Regions from separate parts of the Homo sapiens genome. Here all the other regions are linked to region 2. A link is an interaction called in ENCODE POLR2A ChIA-PET data of the cell type or tissue named here. Cell type or tissue: GM12878. All regions are shown on one strand. Each heading gives the region's core, and the rest is flanking DNA. Links, peaks and the distances in the headings are about the cores only.

Evidence for each region. ChIA-PET counts read pairs that join two places held together with the same protein. Peaks named below come from ENCODE experiments on the same cell type or tissue, not always from the same donor. Only the 100,000 strongest peaks of a DNase experiment are listed, where the experiment ranks them.
Region 1: POLR2A ChIA-PET joins it to region 2 with 5 read pairs; 2 of 35 experiments call an interaction of 5 or more read pairs at or near these places.
Region 3: POLR2A ChIA-PET joins it to region 2 with 5 read pairs; 3 of 35 experiments call an interaction of 5 or more read pairs at or near these places.

What each region holds. Positions count from the first base shown.
Region 1 is chr11:75,495,548-75,502,494 of GRCh38, forward strand. All of the region lies in intron 1 of GDPD5 (glycerophosphodiester phosphodiesterase domain containing 5), which reads right to left. Among named protein-coding and RNA genes, the nearest start is that of GDPD5, 27 kb to the right of the region's middle. In GM12878, for the core only: a CTCF peak has its summit at 906 (motif pointing right); no DNase peak of the experiment used is centred there.
Region 2 is chr11:75,916,762-75,921,761 of GRCh38, forward strand. The region is part of intron 6 of UVRAG (UV radiation resistance associated); the gene reads left to right. Among named protein-coding and RNA genes, the nearest start is that of UVRAG, 100 kb to the left of the region's middle. In GM12878, for the core only: no CTCF peak of the experiment used is centred there; a DNase peak (open chromatin) is centred at 2,988; H3K27ac peaks cover 554 bases.
Region 3 is chr11:76,110,424-76,115,423 of GRCh38, forward strand. The region is part of intron 13 of UVRAG (UV radiation resistance associated); the gene reads left to right. Among named protein-coding and RNA genes, the nearest start is that of WNT11, 94 kb to the right of the region's middle. In GM12878, for the core only: no CTCF peak of the experiment used is centred there; no DNase peak of the experiment used is centred there.

The sequences.
Region 1 (6,947 bases), core at 895-5,894, 420 kb before region 2:
AATAAATTCAGACATTCTTGATATTTTATCACTCGCAGTCAAATAAAACTAAACTTTACACAATGTAAATATGTACACAATGTACGTATTTCAATGTACATTGTGAAGGTATATTTGTCAAGGAGGGAAGGAGGGAAAATCAAATCTATTTTATTTAACAGTCTCCTGGCTTGCTTTACAATCTTCGAATATCTGACAAAGATACATGGATCTCTATTTGTATTTTTGCTCTCAGTGCTCCAAATTTAGGAGAGGCCTGTCCACTCCCCACCCACCACCTCTCATGTTGTGGGGCCTAGACCCCCTGTGCTGGTGACTTCACATCTGTGAGCAACTGCTTGTCTGTCAGCCAGCCCTGCCTTCCCCAGTTTGCCTTTTACAAGTGCTTTCCACATGGAAGGTCCTTATGCTTATGCCTTGTGCATGGGGCTGTATTTCCAGGGCAGTAAGCACTCAAATTTCCTCAGGGGCAGTGATCACAACTTGACTGGCCTCTTCCACAGACCCTGTACTCCTTAAAGTCCCTTCAGCTCCAACAGCATCTTGCAGGGGAGCCAGGGTGCCCCGGGTCTTCCAACCCCAGTTCTTGTTACACTATCCCCCTGGAAAGGGAGCCGGCTAGGCTGGGAGGGCCCAGCAGCCTCTGCTGCGCCAGGCTAGAAGCCCCCCGCCATCCAGCTGGGCAGTGGTCATGGTGACCTGTAGCCCATAGCTATTTTCCTCAGCCCCTGACACCTGGGCTGGCAAATCTCCACATTCCTTGCCCACTGCTCTTCCTGGCATGTTTCACAAAGAGCTTCTAGAGAGCAGGAAGCAAGTTGGGGAGGTGGGGGAGCAGAGGAGTGAGCAGGAGACTGAGAGCCAGGAGACCTGGCTTTTCTTCCTGGCTTGGCCACTAGAAGGCAGGTCAACATCTTCCTATGTCATATGGGGACACTGGGACCTGCCCAGATCCCCTCTTGGGATGACAGGGAGAACCAGTGAGCAGGACGTGACAGGACTGTGTAAACTGTACAGTGTGCAGTGGCTGTAACAGGGGCCAGACCCCATCTCCCTCATGTTTCCTGCTCAGCCTGGCACAGTGCCGAGGGCCCATCTATTGTAATACTGCCCAACATTTACAAGGGCTGGACATACTCTCTGTACGAGGCCAAGGTTTCTATGTACGCTATCTGACGCCTCTTAGCCTCCCGCTGCAGACTATTTTTCTTTTTTTTTCTTTTCTTTCTTTCTTTTTTTTTTTTTTTTTTTGTGACGGAGTCTCGCTCTGTTATTCAGGCTGGAGTGCAGTGGCGCGATCACAGCTCACTGCAACCTCCGCCTCCCAGGCTCAAACAATCCTCCCGCCTCAGCCTCCTGAGTCTCTAGGACTATAGGTATGTGCTACCATACCCGGCAAATTTTTGTATTTTTTTTGTAGAGACGGGGTTTTGCCATGTTGCCCAGGCTGGTCTTGAACTCCTGAGCTTAAGTGATCTCCCCACCTTGGCCTCCCAAAGTGCTAGGATTACAGGCATGAGCCACCATGTCCGGCTGCAGTAGATATTTTTTATAGATGGTAAACAGAGCTCGAGAGGGTTTAGGGTCTCTTGAATTCATACTCTTACTACCAAGCCAGTCTAGACACCAAAAATCTAGTCACCAACGCACATTTCCTGAGCTCTCCTGTGTGCCCAGCAGACAGACGCAGCCCCTGCTGGAGGAGCCCATGAGCTAAAGGTGTAGACAAACACACCAAGCGCATCATGTGAACAAAGGTGGCAGGACGCGTAAGGGGTGGAGGCCTTGATGGTGGATCAAAGTTGTCTCCCGGCCTCACCCCCAGCCTGGCACAGTGCTGGACCCACCACAGGCAGCAGTAATACCCAGGAGTGAACAAACTTGTTTTCCTGACATTCACCTCCCCAACCTAGCCACTCCCTGCCTGCCTCCTGGACAGTGAGGGGGCTCTGGAATTTTTAGACCACTTTCTCCTCTGGGACCACCACCCTAAGGGCACCCTCTCTCGGCGCCTGCAGGTGCCCCAGGCCTCTGCAGTGGATTGTACGTTAAACCTGGTGAAAGTAAAACTGTACTTATCTGAGCACAGAATCCCTTATACAATAGGTACTCAATACATGGGTATCAGATGAGTTAATGAGTTTGCAGCAGTGACTGACCACTTCGGTGCCTGGCTCAGTTCATCCTGACCACTGGGGGCTTAATTCAAGTTCTGAACCAAAGAGGGGTTAGTGGGCCAGGGCAGAGCTGATAAAGAGTAAGATGCTCACTTAACCGGCCATGGGGCTGGGAGCAGGTCCTGGCCCTCTCTGCTCTTTTGCTGTGTGATCACCGGCAAATCACTTCACCTTTCTGGGCATCCACTGCGTCAAGCAGGGATTAACACCATGTTACAATCTCCTGATTTTAGTTGAGCACATACAAAATGGGTTACAAACATAGGGCACTGAGGCTCAGAGACAGGAGGTGACTTGGCCAAGGTCACACAGCAGGTGACAGAGTGTGGACTAGCACCCAGGCCTGTCATGGTCTGTTGTGGGGGGCTGGTGGAGGGGGGGCTGACTCCCAGAGGCCTGAGTGGGGAGGCCAGATCATGGGTAACATCTCTTGTGATGTCACAGGGGACAGGAGAGAGTTAAGGGTGGATCCCATGAGGGCTAACCCAGGCTGACATCACCAGTGAAAGTGAGAGTCACATAGTCAGAGTCTTAGGATTTAGTCAGTACAGCCAGGAAGGGCAACCTGTTTATTTGTTCCTGGAATGTGTTGACCAACGCAAGTTCCCCCAAGTGATCCCTGAGCACCGTCTATGGAAACACAGAGTGGGTGGGCTAGGAAGAAAAGCCAAATTCAACTCAGGTGGGGATGGGCCACAGTGGCTTTGATGTCCTCTATGGGCATTTGGTGCCTCCATGGCCTTGAACTAACCTCTGCCCTTAAGCCTTGTCCCACCTCCTACTCGTCACTGATGCCCTCCGGGCTGGGTGGGTGGGCTGGGAGGGAGAACTACAGCAGGTTACCAGGGCCTCTAGGGCTGGGAGGGACCTGGACTGGTTGGAGAGATTGCCCAAAGCCAAGTCATCTGGGAGAACAATGGGGGCGGGAGCTCTGTGGGATTTTGCCTCTAGAAGCTGACAGAGAAAGACCTGGGGCTAGAGAAGCAGTGGAGCACAGTGGGGCTCTCAGAAGGCACTGCCCCTTGCTGACCACACAGCCTGGGATTCCCCCTTCTGCACACCCCTTTCTCACAGCTGTCACTTGCTGGTGCCAGGTCCTGGGCAATCAGCACCTTACATGAGTCTGTTGACTCAGGAGGGAGAGGTATGAATTCTCCAGCATCTTTGCCCCTGGAGGGTCAGCCCTAGGGTATGACTTACAGTGTCCCTCTGGAAGACAAAGCCAAAGTTCCTTCTATGGAGCTTGGCTGGAAATAGCCTCTTGCTTCTCCTCCTTCTCTTTCTGCTTCTACGTTTCCTATTCCCTTAGCAGGTTTCCCTCAGCAGGGAAGCTTCCTAATGAGTCACTGTCACACGAATCCTTGTCTCAGGGTCTGCTTCTAGGTCTGCTTCAGGTGTCTCAGGTGGGTGCCATCAATGCTTCCATTTCAGAGATGAGGAAACTGAAGCTCAGATCTTTCCTGTGAAAGATCCCCATCTTGCAAGCAGCAGAACATGCACTTGAATTGACGTCTGCCAGGTGCAAAGCCAAGCACTGACCCCTCCCCTCAGGTCCCACCCCTTTGTCCACAGCCATCATCATCTGAGCTGGTTTATACCCCCAAATGCCACTGTCCCTTCCTGGACATCTGGTCATCTAGGCTAACTTTCCTTCTTTCTTCTTCTTTTCCTTTTTTTTTTTTTTTTTTTTTTTAACTGGAAGGAAAGGAGAAGAATGTGCAGATGATCCAAGGGGGATGACTAAGTCTTCAAATTCCTCTGGTTGGCTCAGACCCTGTTTTGGTCAATCCTTGTGAATCAGGGCGGGTCTGACATTCTGGGAATGCAAGGAGACTTCAAATCATCTTCATGAAAACAAGTTGTAAAAATACTGACCGCCACTCCAAGTGGCCAGCTGATAGGCTTGGCTCCATGGAGCAGGGTTGAACAAGTTCACCAGAAGGGAACACACAGCGGGAAAGACTTAGGCTAGACCCAAAGGAAGAACTTCCCTGTAATTGAGAGCTGGGCCCAGAGATGGGGTTGGGTGTGGCCTCTTTGGAAGCAGGCCATCCACGTCCTGACCTTCCTAGGCCTTTCTTGTTTGCAGTGTCTACGAAACAGCTTTGGTGAGCACTGAAGATGCAAAAACCACCAGAGGCCAACCCCGCCCAGCCCTGAGCTTCAACTCCTGACCTGAACCTGGTTTACGAGGATGCTCTGAGCTAGTGGAGCTTCTGCCTCCTGGGATCCTCCCCACACCCCAGGGTGGCTGCTACCACCATACCCTGCAGATATGAAGACTGGCAGAGGTCAGGGCAAGACTGAAGGCTGCCTGCCCAGCACTGCACCTCCTTCACCCTCAGCCCTCCACAGCCATTCCTCCAGAAAGCACCACCCCCTCCAGGCACCCTCCCTGCCCCTGGCAGAGGACTAGGCGGGTGTCTACAGATGACCACTTCACCCTCCCTCCTCCCTCTGGCCTCTCCTCTCTCCTCTTCTGGCTCCTTCCAATCAGCAGTGAGCAGGCCTGGGGCTCATGCAGTTCATCCCCTGCACCCCTTCCCAGCTCTCCTCCCTTTCTCTCCTCCCTTCTCATCCAAACTTCTGAGAGTTGTCTGCACCCATATCTCCACTTCGTCCCACCCACTGCAAAACCCATTACCCTCTGCTGCCACCAAGTTCAACAATGGCTTCTGTGTGGGTAAATCCATGGGGCACTTCTCCATCCTCAGCCACTGATTGCCTGGTTGTTTGTCCCCCTTTCTGGCCCCACCTCACCAGCCCCTTCGCTGGATCCTCTCTGCCCAGGCCTGAATGCTGCTGCTCTCAATCCTAAGCCCCCTTTCCCTCCCTTGCCCATCACATCCTTCTTGGCAGTATCATCCACCCCACGGTTTCAACCACCCATCTCTGGCTGGACCAAGTTCAAGACTCAAGTATCCTGCAACCCTCTGGTCATCTGCACCTGGACATCCCACAGGAAGCTCATACCCACAGTGGCCAAATGGGAACTCCTCTTCCTTTCCACGCATTTCAAGACACCTCCATTCCCTCCAACCTCCAGGCCTGGAAGATGAGAATCACCCTCCCCATCTCCCTTTTCTTCAAACCCGCCAGTGCCATCTGACGCCAAGCCCAGCTCTGTTCTCTATCTCCTTCCTCTCATCCCCCAAACAGCTCTGTAGTCACCACTCAAACTCCTCCTGTAGGAAGCCCTCCCTGACTCTCCAGCAGGCCTGGGCATGCCTTCACCTGTTTTCTTGTGCCCTGTACAGCCATCCATTCAGCAGCCACGCTAGTGTCCAACTGCATAGCTGACTGCCTGGGCTGGCTCTGGAAGGTAGGGGCAGGGTCTGATCTGACCCTGGGTCCCCAACACCGAGGCCAAGTGCAGCATGAGGGGTCCCAAAGAGGTTTCTCAAATCTGGGAACTTGTATTTCTGCTGAGTTTGCCACATTGGTGAGGTCTGGATCTTCCCTCAGACCACAGGCCCCCAGGGGCAAGGGCTATACCCTGGCTCGGCCCCTCCTCGCACTTAGCCCCTTTCAGAGCACCCTAACCTGACTGCCATTTATGACAAGATAACCATGGGGGCCCTGAGAGAGCCTAAGAGGCCCACCTCATACTTGTGCAAACACATGCGAACACACAGAGACATCCAAAAAGACATAGGGCACATATTCACGGACAGACACAGGTGACATGAGTGGGCACACTGGCGCAAGCATACAGGCTCCCAGAAGTACATGGAGCCATACAAAGACAGGTCCACAGGGACACAAACATCCTGGAAACAGGGACTCGGGCCATGGCCTCGCTCAGAGTCACCTGCTCCAGGGGTGAAGCCTTTGGCTGGGCCAGGGCTCCAGGCTGGTGCTCGGGGCTCCAGAGCAGGGGCTCAGGGAGACGTGGCAACAGCCACCTGAACAGTCTGGCCTGTTCCATTTGGACTCTGAGGCTGTGATCAGAGTGGGGAGGGGTGCTGGGAGAGGAGAGGGTGAGAGAGCAGGAGCCGCTCTCCACAGACAGGGCTGGGGGCAGAGGAGGAGGCCACCGGCCCTGCTAGGCTCCTCCAGACCCCTCTGCCAAGGGAGTTACACTTCCACCCTCCCCTACCAAAGAGCCAATCTGAGCAGAGAACAATCATGAAGTTTCTAATTTACTGGAAGAGGAGGGAAAGCAAGCCAGGGTAGGTATGTGTATCACATTCAAAACTGATGTAAATGACCCGCGCCAAACACCTGGGTGTGAGCCCCATCAGTCCTGACCTCTCCCTACACCCCCAAGTCCAGTATCTCCCCAGATCCTGTTGATTTGCCCTCAGAAATGGCTTCCTCATGATGGTACTCAAGCCTCTCATATTGCTGCCTGAGAAACAGAAGGACATCCTGGAACCTACAGGATTAAGTACAAACCCTACACGCAAAACTTTTTTCAACCTGCCCACAACTCACTTTCCAGTCATTTCCTTCCCTCCTCACCTCAGGGCAGCCCTGCCACCTGGAGCTAAGTCCCTGCTCCAGGGACTCCCTTCTCCAGCTCAACACTTTTGCAAAGTTAATTTCTTCTGTGTAGAATGCCTTTCCACTTGCCTCAGTTTGGTGAACTCCTATAGATCCCTCAATACCCAAATGGGAAATGCTGCTATTCAGTGGATTGGCTTCCACAGTGGCAGTCACATCCTAAGGTCAGCACATCACGAATAAGTTGCATATGGTCAAAATCACCCTTGGCTTTATCTAGCTACCATTTATATATGATGCCTAGGCATTGTTCTAGGCATTTCC
Region 2 (5,000 bases), core at 1-5,000:
AATGGGGAAACCTGATTAGTTGGGTTGGGGCTAAAATCATAGGGGGTCTAAGCTGTCTTCTTGTGCCAAGTTAGTTCCTGTGTGGGGGTCATAAGACCAATTAAGCCAGTTTCTTGATATGGGCTACTTATTTGATACCAGCTGGTCCATCAGAATTCAGAGTCTGAAAAATACCTCAAGCACCAGTCTTAGATTTTATGATAGTGATGTTATCTATAGGAGCAATTGGGAATGTTACAAACCTTGTGACCTCTGGGTGCATGACTCCTGAACCATAATTTTACAAAGGTGTTTTCAGTCCCTGAGTAATAAGGAGGAGGTTACTTTCAGGAAGGGACTGTTATCATCTTTATTTTAAAGTTAAGCTATAAACTAAATTCCTCCCGTAGTTAGCTTGGCCTATGCCCAGGAATGTACAAAGACAGCTTGTGAGGCTAGAAGCAAGATGGAGTCAGCTACATGTTGATTGATTTCTGTCACTCATAATTTTTGCAAAGGTGGTTTTACTTTCAAAGTTGCTTTTGTTAATTCTAAACAGTCATAATAAAAAATATTTAACATGTGTGTGTCTTTTCTCCTTAATGACATTGAAATCTTCTTGAAGGAAAGGATTATTTCTTATGGCTATATTTCTCCTGTCCTTCTATCTTACCAATACTTCTTGGTTAATTGTTGGAGTTCCTTTGGCTTGTGAGCTTACTAGGACTCTTCTGTATTACTCTTTTTCCCTAGGTACTCTCTTGTGTTACTAAAGCTACAACCAACACATCTACATGTTAATACCTCTTCAATCTATATCTCTAGCTCTACCTCTCTTTTGGATTTCCAGTCTGCATTTTCCAACCACCATGGATATTTGAACTTTTTTGTCCTTGAGGAACCTCAACCCCAAAGTGTCTGGAGCCACACTCATCGCGTTAATACTCCTCTTCCTTTTCTTTTCCCTGGTTTGTCTAATGGTATTATCACCATCCTAGTCTCCCAAGCTAGTAATCTTAGTCATTTTTGGTTTCTCTAATTTTTCTTCCCTTGGTGATAGATATAGTTGATGATAAACCATATTGATTCTTTGGCAAGATGTCTCATCTGTCGACCCTTCTTTGTTTTTAATCTGTATTTTCCTAGACTATTTCCTTATCTCCTAGATGAAGAAATTAAGGCACAAAGCAGTTAAGTAACTTCACCAAGGTCACACAAACTAGTGTTAGAATTTGTATTCAAACCCAGGCAGTCTAGCTCCAGAGGCTATCATATAAACCAGTGTATCTTAAATCCTTACAATCTTTTACACTGCTGCTGGAGTGATCTTTTAAAAGATACGTGGGCTGGGTGTGGTGGCTCACGCCTGTAATCCCAGCACTTTGGGAGGCCGAGACGGGCAGATCATGAGGTCAGGAGATCGAGACCATCCTGGCTAACACAGTGAAACCCCTTCTCTACTAAAAATACAAAAAAAAAAAAAAAAAAAATAGCCAGGCATGGTAGCGGGCGCCTGTAGTCCCAGCTACTCCAGAGGCTAAGGCAGGAGAATGGCGTGAACCCAGGAGCAGAGCTTGCAGTGAGCCGAGATCGCGCCGCTGCTCTCCAGTCTGAGCAACAGAGCGAGACTCCGTCTCAGAAAAAAAAAAAAAAAAGATACATGAATTTTCTTACTCGCTGGGCTTAGAAAGCTTTGATATATCATGTACAGGAGAAAGTTCACACTTCTTAGTGTGATATTCAAGGGACATTTAGCAATACATGCCCTTAGGGACCAAGGTCTTTATTTCAAAGTCCTCCCACTCCCTACTTGTATAATCAATAACTATCATTTATGGAGTGCTTACTGTGTTATAAATAGTTCTTCATTGTCTGATTTTCCCTCCACTCATCTCAACACCCCCAAACTGAGAGCACCTTTAGGCAAGAATCCTTGTTTTATTAGTCTTTGTATTAGCCCTATCGCAGTGTGTATCATATATATGTTAAACAGATAATAAATGCCATTTCTATTGATCAAATTGAACTATTGTTCAGGTTACTAGAGGACTAAAGTTTTGTTTTTCCTAATGGTTTCCATCTGGTAAAATGAGAGTTGCAAAAAATTTCTAGGCTAATATTTAAAAGGTGATGAAAATGCAATCAGGTCTGTGAGCCTTCAGCTGTTGCTTTCTTTCAGCCCCTGCTCTCCACACAACATGTGGTGAGATTTTCAGGATTTTGTGACTTTCAATCCAACTCTTTCTATAAGTGTTTTGGGAAGACCTTTATTTGGCTCTCTAGAAGCAAATTCCCCTCCCCGCACTTTGCTAGAAAGTACTGTCAACTATAAAATTCCAATTTTAACAGGAAAATGCTCACAACCAATAAATTATCAATAGCATAGTGTTTAGAGAAGAGATGGGATGAGAAGTATAAGGTATAACTTTGTTTATCATCTTTAAACTATGGATGTGATAACCAACTTTTAGGCTGCAGGAAGAGATTTTTTTTTTTCCTCCCTGCCTAATGGACTCTAAGTGGTAATTGCAGTTATACAGAATACAGCTAAGAACCCAACTGTAAGCAGACTTTACAAAGTTTATGTGCTAAAACTCGTGTACTTTCTTTTCTTAATAGAGACTAGGCTCTTACCCAGTTTCTGTATGCTTATTTTAAGTAAGTTAGGGGAGGAATTAAGAGGATTACTGTTAAAATAGACACACTGACAGCAAGAAGCGAAAGCTGATAGTTTGCTCTGTTATACTCTTTGATTCTGGAATATAGCTGAGTGATAAATCATATTAGCTACTGTCCTACCTTTGTAGTCACTGTTTGGATTCTTAAACAGCCCTGTCTCACTACTTCATGTAAAAAGAGAGAGGAGGAGAAACAGTTCACTGTAAGGAGAGGCCAACTAAAGAAAAAAACATAGCTAGCCAACTTGGCCAAAGCACATGTCTGTATTGCATTTCATAACTCAAGTTACTCACGAGAATTATGAGTGCACTGTCTTAGTTTTTAATAATGCTGTCTCCATTTAACAGATGAGGAAGCAGTCTTAAAATGGTGAGATGATTTGCCTGGGCCACAGGCTGGTTAAGTGTGGAAGCAGGTCTGAAGAAAGGTCTGCCAGGCTCCAGTGCACGTGCTGTTTTCTATTATGCCATGTTGGTGCCAAATCATCAGTAAAATAGAAAAGTGTAATTATGAGAGCCTTCATAAGAAAGCAGGCACATAGAAGATTTAGGAAGGTTTTCAATCAAAATTTAAAATAAAATAATTTTGGTTTTTTTTTTTTTTTTTTTTTTTTTTTTTTTTTTTGGGACGAAGTCTCGCTCTGTTGCCCAGCCTGGAGTGCAATGGTGTGATTTTGGCTCGCTGCAACCTCCGCCTCTCCAGTTCAAGCGATTCTTCTGCCTCAGCCTCCCAAGTAGCTGGGACTACAGGCACGTGCCACCACGCCTGGCTAATTTTTTGTGTTTTTAGTAGAGACGGGGTTTCACCATGTTAGCCAGGATGATCTCAATTTCCTGACCTCGTGATCCACCTGCCCCGGCCTCCCAAAGTGCTGGGATTACAGGTGTGAGCCACCACGCCTGGCTAATTTTGGTATTTAATGTGAGTTTTGGTGGAGCAAAATTTGTATTTATGTGCAGCAGCACATTTTATTCTTCTTTATTCATCCGTCTCTACATATACTATAAATATATCTATGTATGTATACATACACATAAAGACACACATATACACACACACACAGTTTTACAAAAATAGGATTTAAGCAAAATACGGGAGTAATTATAGGGTGAAGTCTTCTCCTTCCCCTTTCCTTGTACTTTTTGGCTCATCTTCTTCTTTAAGCCCTTTTCCCCCATTCCGCTGCCAGCAAACCACCCAAACACAGAACATAGGTCCGCATGACCCCTAGTCACCCTTCACCCATGTTAACAATCTGATATGTATCCATCTGTATTTTTTCCCATAGTCTCTCTATATGTCATAGATATGATTTATAGATACATTTATATATGTTTTCTATATAATTTATGGTTTATGTATATGGTTTGAATTAATTTATAAAATTAAAATTGTTTTATAAAATTGGAGTTGATACACATACTTGGGTTTCTTGTTCAATATTCTATGCATACATTCCTCTAATTCACTTTTTAAATGGCTTAATAATAGTCAGTGGTGAGGCTATATCATATTTATTCAGCCACTACCCTATTGATAGGCATTTAATATAATATTTACTCTGGCTCTGGTTTTTAATGCGTGTTTGTTTTGACAGTATGCACATTACTGAAGGAAATATTTATACACATATATAACCTTGTTTTTATGATGATTTTGTTTCCATGGATTACATTCCCAGCAGTGGGATTTCTGAGTCAAAGGGTATGTATTGTTTCAATTGTTAGAGATAATCAGGTTGTTTTCCCAAAGGGCACAAAATAAATGGCATTACTCCTTACCCTGATTCTGTGCTGGCAATGGCCATCATCAATTTTTATGATTTTTACTAATTTGATGAGTGTAAATGATACCTCAGTATTACTTCAATTTTTGTCAGCCTGGTGCAAGTACTTAGTTTGAGCTACAAGTGAAATTTAACATGTTTTCTTAAGCTTATTAGCTATTTAGGGTATTCTTCTGTGAATTTGCCTATTCATTTACTTTACCTAGTTTTTAAAAATTGAGTTGCTTGCATTTTTCTCATAAGTTCCTAAGAGTACTTGGTATTTTTTTCCCAAATCTGACAATTACATCTTGACTTATGATACCTTATACAAAAAGTTCATATTTGTTGTATCGTGTAATTCTGTTTTCTGTTTTATATTTTCTGGGCACTCTTGAGTTGAAGAGGACTCTCCTATACCTTGCTTCTATAGATATTTTTTGCTAACTTTGAGATTTATATTATTTTACTTTTTAAATTAAATATTTAATACAAATTGCAATTTATTTTTTTTTTCTTTTAATCCACCCATCTGCACACTGATATCTAGTATAGATAGTCCATATCTTGTAAGGTA
Region 3 (5,000 bases), core at 1-5,000, 190 kb after region 2:
ACAGTACTGGTATTCAAACCCAGCTCTTCTGCATTTAAGCCTATCCTACTGTGTCGTGATGCCTCTCATTTCTTCCTATACTGTATTAATTTAACTTGTTAATTAACAAGTATTTATCAAGTACCTATCCAGTTGGTTAAGGCTTTCCAAAAAGAACAAATGGAAAAGTGCGTATGGGGAGGAGTTTAGGGTCAAGGGTAAAATGCCCACTTACCTGCAGTAATCAGAGAGCTTCCAGTGGAAAATGGAACTTCTGTTGGTTCTTTGAGAATAGATAAGACATGAGATATAGGATGCCTAGAGAGAGACATAGAGACAAGAAAGAGAGCTTTCTGCCAGAGTAATGAGTACTGTGTAAAAAGCTATCAGAAGAGTTGTTAGCCAGTATTGAAAAGCTGGTTTTTTATATATAAAATCCCATATATATATATGAGACTTTTATTTGTTTGTTTGCTTGGAGTCAGAGTCTCCATTACCCAGGCTGGAGTGCAGTGGCACAATCTCGGCTGACTGCAACCTCCACCTCCCAGGTTCAAGTGATTCTCATGCCTCAGCCTCCCGAGTAGCTGGGAGGCGCACACCACCACACCTGGCTAATTTTTGCATTTTTAGTAGAGATGAGGTCTCACCATGTTGGCTAGGCTGGTCTCAAACTCCTCACCTCAAGCAGTCTACCCGCCTGAATATGTTTGTTTAAGTCACTTCTCTACTAAAATGCTACTAATAAGGTTAAATAATTTTAAAATTTTAAATTCACAAGGATGAAAAGAATAGATAAGACCAAGAAAATTTAGAAAACTTCAAATAAACGAATGAGTGATAAACTGACTTGGCAGAAGCCTTTACGAAGCAATATAATCCAAACCACAGACTCCAGAAGGATGTGGTGGTACCGAGTATCTCATGAAGTTTAGGGATAATATATAGAGCTAAACATAGGAGGGTAGGTTGACAGTCTATAGAAAAAGAAGTAATACTCCCAGTTCACTTTTCCCACTCTGTGTAGCCCAATAACTACGTTCCCACATGCCCTAGTGGGAAAATGAAGGTTTACTTGCTGAAAAAGATTGAGCCCAAGAAGCTCTGAACGTAAACTGCTTGATATACTGGGAACAAGAAGGAAGGTGCCTTACCAAAAGGTGATTACGTGAAAGTGTAACATACCAACACAGAGTTCCCCAACTGCCTTTTCCAACTTTATTCCCCAAATAAGATCCAGATTATGCCTCAAGACAGAGGATTCTTTCTGAGGAAAAAACAGAGGCAGCAATGAAAAGTCCTGGGGCTGTAGTACTAACCTTTCCCCGTGGGAAGGCTGGATTTCCATCCACTCATTCTGCAATGAACCCTCCCCCCACAGCCAGTCATCAAGCACTGCCAATGCACAGACTTCCTTCACAGCTTTTTAGAGTCTCACAGTCTCACCTGTAAAGATAAACTAACGGCCAAAGATTACGAGACATTAGAGGAAAGCCTCTAATATTAAAAAAAAAAGTCTAAAATAAAGTGAAAAAAAAAATCCAGAGGGTAAAGTGAAAAAAAAAAATCCAGAGGGTAAAATGAAGAAGGAGGAGGAGGCAAAATAATAATAATAGGAGAAAATGATCAGAATTAGGCAATAAGAGTATTCATATTGAAAGGATGTACTAAGTGCTTGGCCCAGGGAATGAAAACAGACTGAAAATGATGAATGAAAGACCGAAATGAAGGCTTATCACTATGAAATTTCAGAATACTAAGGTTAAAGAAGAAAGTCCTAAAAGCTTCCAGAGAGAAGAATCAACTTACATTCAAAGGATCAGGAACCAGCATGTTAACGGGTTTCTCAGTCACCACGTGAAAAGCTAAATGACAGTAAAGAAATACTTTGGAACTACCTAAGAAAAAGTATTTGCAGCCATGAGTTCTATACCTAGGCAAACTATCATTCAAGTATAAGAATGGAATAGTTATATTTTCAAATATTCAGGGTGTCATGAAAGTTACCTCCCATGCTATCCTTTCCCAGAAAGATATTATAGGATACACTCCACCAAGATGAGGCAGTAGATCAAGAAAGAAGACAATCTAGGAAATAACAGCTTCAGCACAGAAGAAAAGTAAACAAAATTTCCAGCATGATGGCTAAAGAAGCTTGTAGGAATATAATGCAGCAGGCCTAGCTAGCAGCCAGTTCAGTTGAAGCAGAGAGAGGAGGCTTCAGGAAATATATCTCTAAGAGCAAAATGGACTTGATCAATTTTATGGTGTGTTTAGTTAGATTGAGAAGAGTTTTAAGGTTTTTTATTCTATTTCTTTTTTCTTTTCTTTTTTTTTTTTTGAGACAGGGTCTCACTCTTATCACGCAGGCTGGAGTGCAGTGGCACAATCTCAGCTCACTGCAGCCTCAACCTCCCAGGCTCAAGCAATCCTCCCACCTCAGCCTCCTGAGTAGCTGGGACCATAGGCAAGCACCACCATGCCCGGATAATTTTTTGTACTTTTGGTAGAGACAGTGTTTCACCATGTTGCCCAGACTCGTCTGAAACTCCACCCGCCTCAGCTTCCCAAAGTGCTGGGATTATGGGTGTGAGCCACCACACCTGGCCAGTTTTAAGATTTTTGTTAGAGTTTGGGGAGTATCTAGTGACAAGTACATAGAAAAGCTCAACTGGTGGAAAAAATGGCAGTTATCACTTCCAGTGAAACAAACAAAAAAGTACAAGAAAGGAATAATACATTACATGGCTCAGCAGTGAACAGTGTTTATGTAGGTATAGTGAGGTAAACAGTAAATATTGATTTAATTTAAAATATGATATTGAATGTATTGAGAAGATGAGGAAGGGAACTATGTGTGGGAGAGTAGAGTCAAGTTCTCATATTCTTTAAGAAAAAGCTAGTAGATAATGTATGGGAAAGGGGATAAAGTGTTTGTGTGAGAGCAAAGTGGTATAAGAGTGCTAAATTCTCTTCTTTCATGGTGGGAGCATAGTAGATGATGTCTCTAACTGGAGGGGAAGGGAGAATAAGAAATCTTAATATAAGCATATTATTCAGAAATATGAGGTAAAGAAGAAACAGCTAAAAGGTGTTCTCAGAGTTTGGGGTAGATAGTAGAGCAGAGAACTGCTTTTTTTTTCATTATAAATCTTGTAGTGGTTTAGACTTGTTAAACCATACTTATACTTTATTAATAATAATATATGTGTTATGTATGCATTTATTTTTGAGTTCCCTATGTGGAAAATTAAAAGGGTAATATGGTAGAATTTGGAGCTGTTATTAAGCGGTTCTAGCCTTGGCTTTGTCCCTTATCATCCCTGTGACTTTGGGCAGGATGCTCTTGTCTTCCTGGGCCTTAGTTTCTTCATTTATAAGAGGAAGAAGGTTGGAAAGATGGTCTCCAGGGTCTCTTTAAGCTGTAAAATTCAAAGATTCTATGATTTAAAAAAAAAATAGTACTATGCAGCAAATGGAGAGTTAAGACCCAGACAGAGGCTTGAAATTCCCACATTTTTCTTTTTTTTGGTTAAAATCAGACTTGGAGAGAAATTTTCACTGTGGTCTCTGAAAACAGTTCAACACCCATCTTCCGTTGTGGAACCTGGGGCAGGCAATTGTCTGTGTACTCACTCGGAGACACATAGCTTAGTGTTATTTCAGTAAGTTTTTTTTTTTCCTTGATGTTTAATATTTTTCGGTATGAATCACAGGTAAAATTTCCATGCCATGTGTAAACGATTTCACTTCTTATTGAAACAATGAATTCAGGAACGTCATGTTGGGATATCAGCCATTTTGCTTTTATCAATGTATGGAAAAATGCATTTATATTAATACAAGAAATGATGTCATTTAATATGGGGTAGATCTTATAATTCAAGGTCTGCAAATCTCAGGAGGTGATTTAGGTCACCAAGCTAGGTTTGAAAAAGGAAAAAACTATTTTCCTTCTGCTTTCTCAAGTATTGTTACCAGTTTTCGTCTCAGACTTTGGGGTAGGTGGTAGAGAGTAGCATGGTTTGTGAAAAGGAGGCCCTGGCTGATAATATCTTTGCCATTGAACCATGCGGCCCTGGATAATTTACTTCCCCTTTCTGGGGTTCAGTTTTCCCATCTGCAAAAGAAAAGGATTGGCTGAAATAATATTCAAGATACCTTTTAGTTTTAACATTGTATGTTTCTACATCCTTACTTTATGTGTGTATTCATTCAAACCATTCAGGAGACCCAGTTATGTTTGGAGGTTTTTCTTAAAAAGCCCAGAATCAGTGAGAGTGAACTCTTTCTCTAAGTATCACTCAAGCAGAGAAAAATCAGTTGAATTCTAGAGTCAAACAAAAGAAAACTGACTGTTTTTAGTAGGTGTTTATTTATGCCCCCTGTTGTCTTACTCTGAAGGCCTGCTTTCTATTCACATGATTTGTGGTTTTATTCTTTAAGAGAGGGATATATTTAAAAGTTTGACTTAGCCACTCTTAAATTTAAGTGCTAAAAGAGTTAAACCTTAAGACCGATGCCCCTTCACATTTGTACACAGACATACATTTTATAAAGTCTATAAACTTTCTTCATGTGTAATATGTCATTTGAAAAACACATTTTTGCAGAGCTGTGTTGTCCACTTACTGTGTGTTTGATGTGTGGATGAGCATGTGTGAGAATATGCACATCCACTTACTTCGGCTCTCCTTTATGGTCAGTTACGGAAGCAAATGGTGATACTCAGAGACACAGTGAAAGGAAGTGAAGAACAGACCGATGAAAACCATTAGCAACTTATCCAGAGTACTCAGAAGGACACTTAATTTTAGAAAATTGGCCTCTACCAGAAATAAATCAAACAAAGGGCAGATCTAGCCCACAAACCAGCAGTTTCCCTGTACCACCTCTCCAGCTATGTGCTCTGGTCTGGACAAAGAGGAACGTTAGAGACTCAAGAGAAATACAGAGCACAGCCTCTGTCAAAAGTGAGTTGCAATGTATTTGTTTAATAAGCATTGAATAAGTACCAGCAC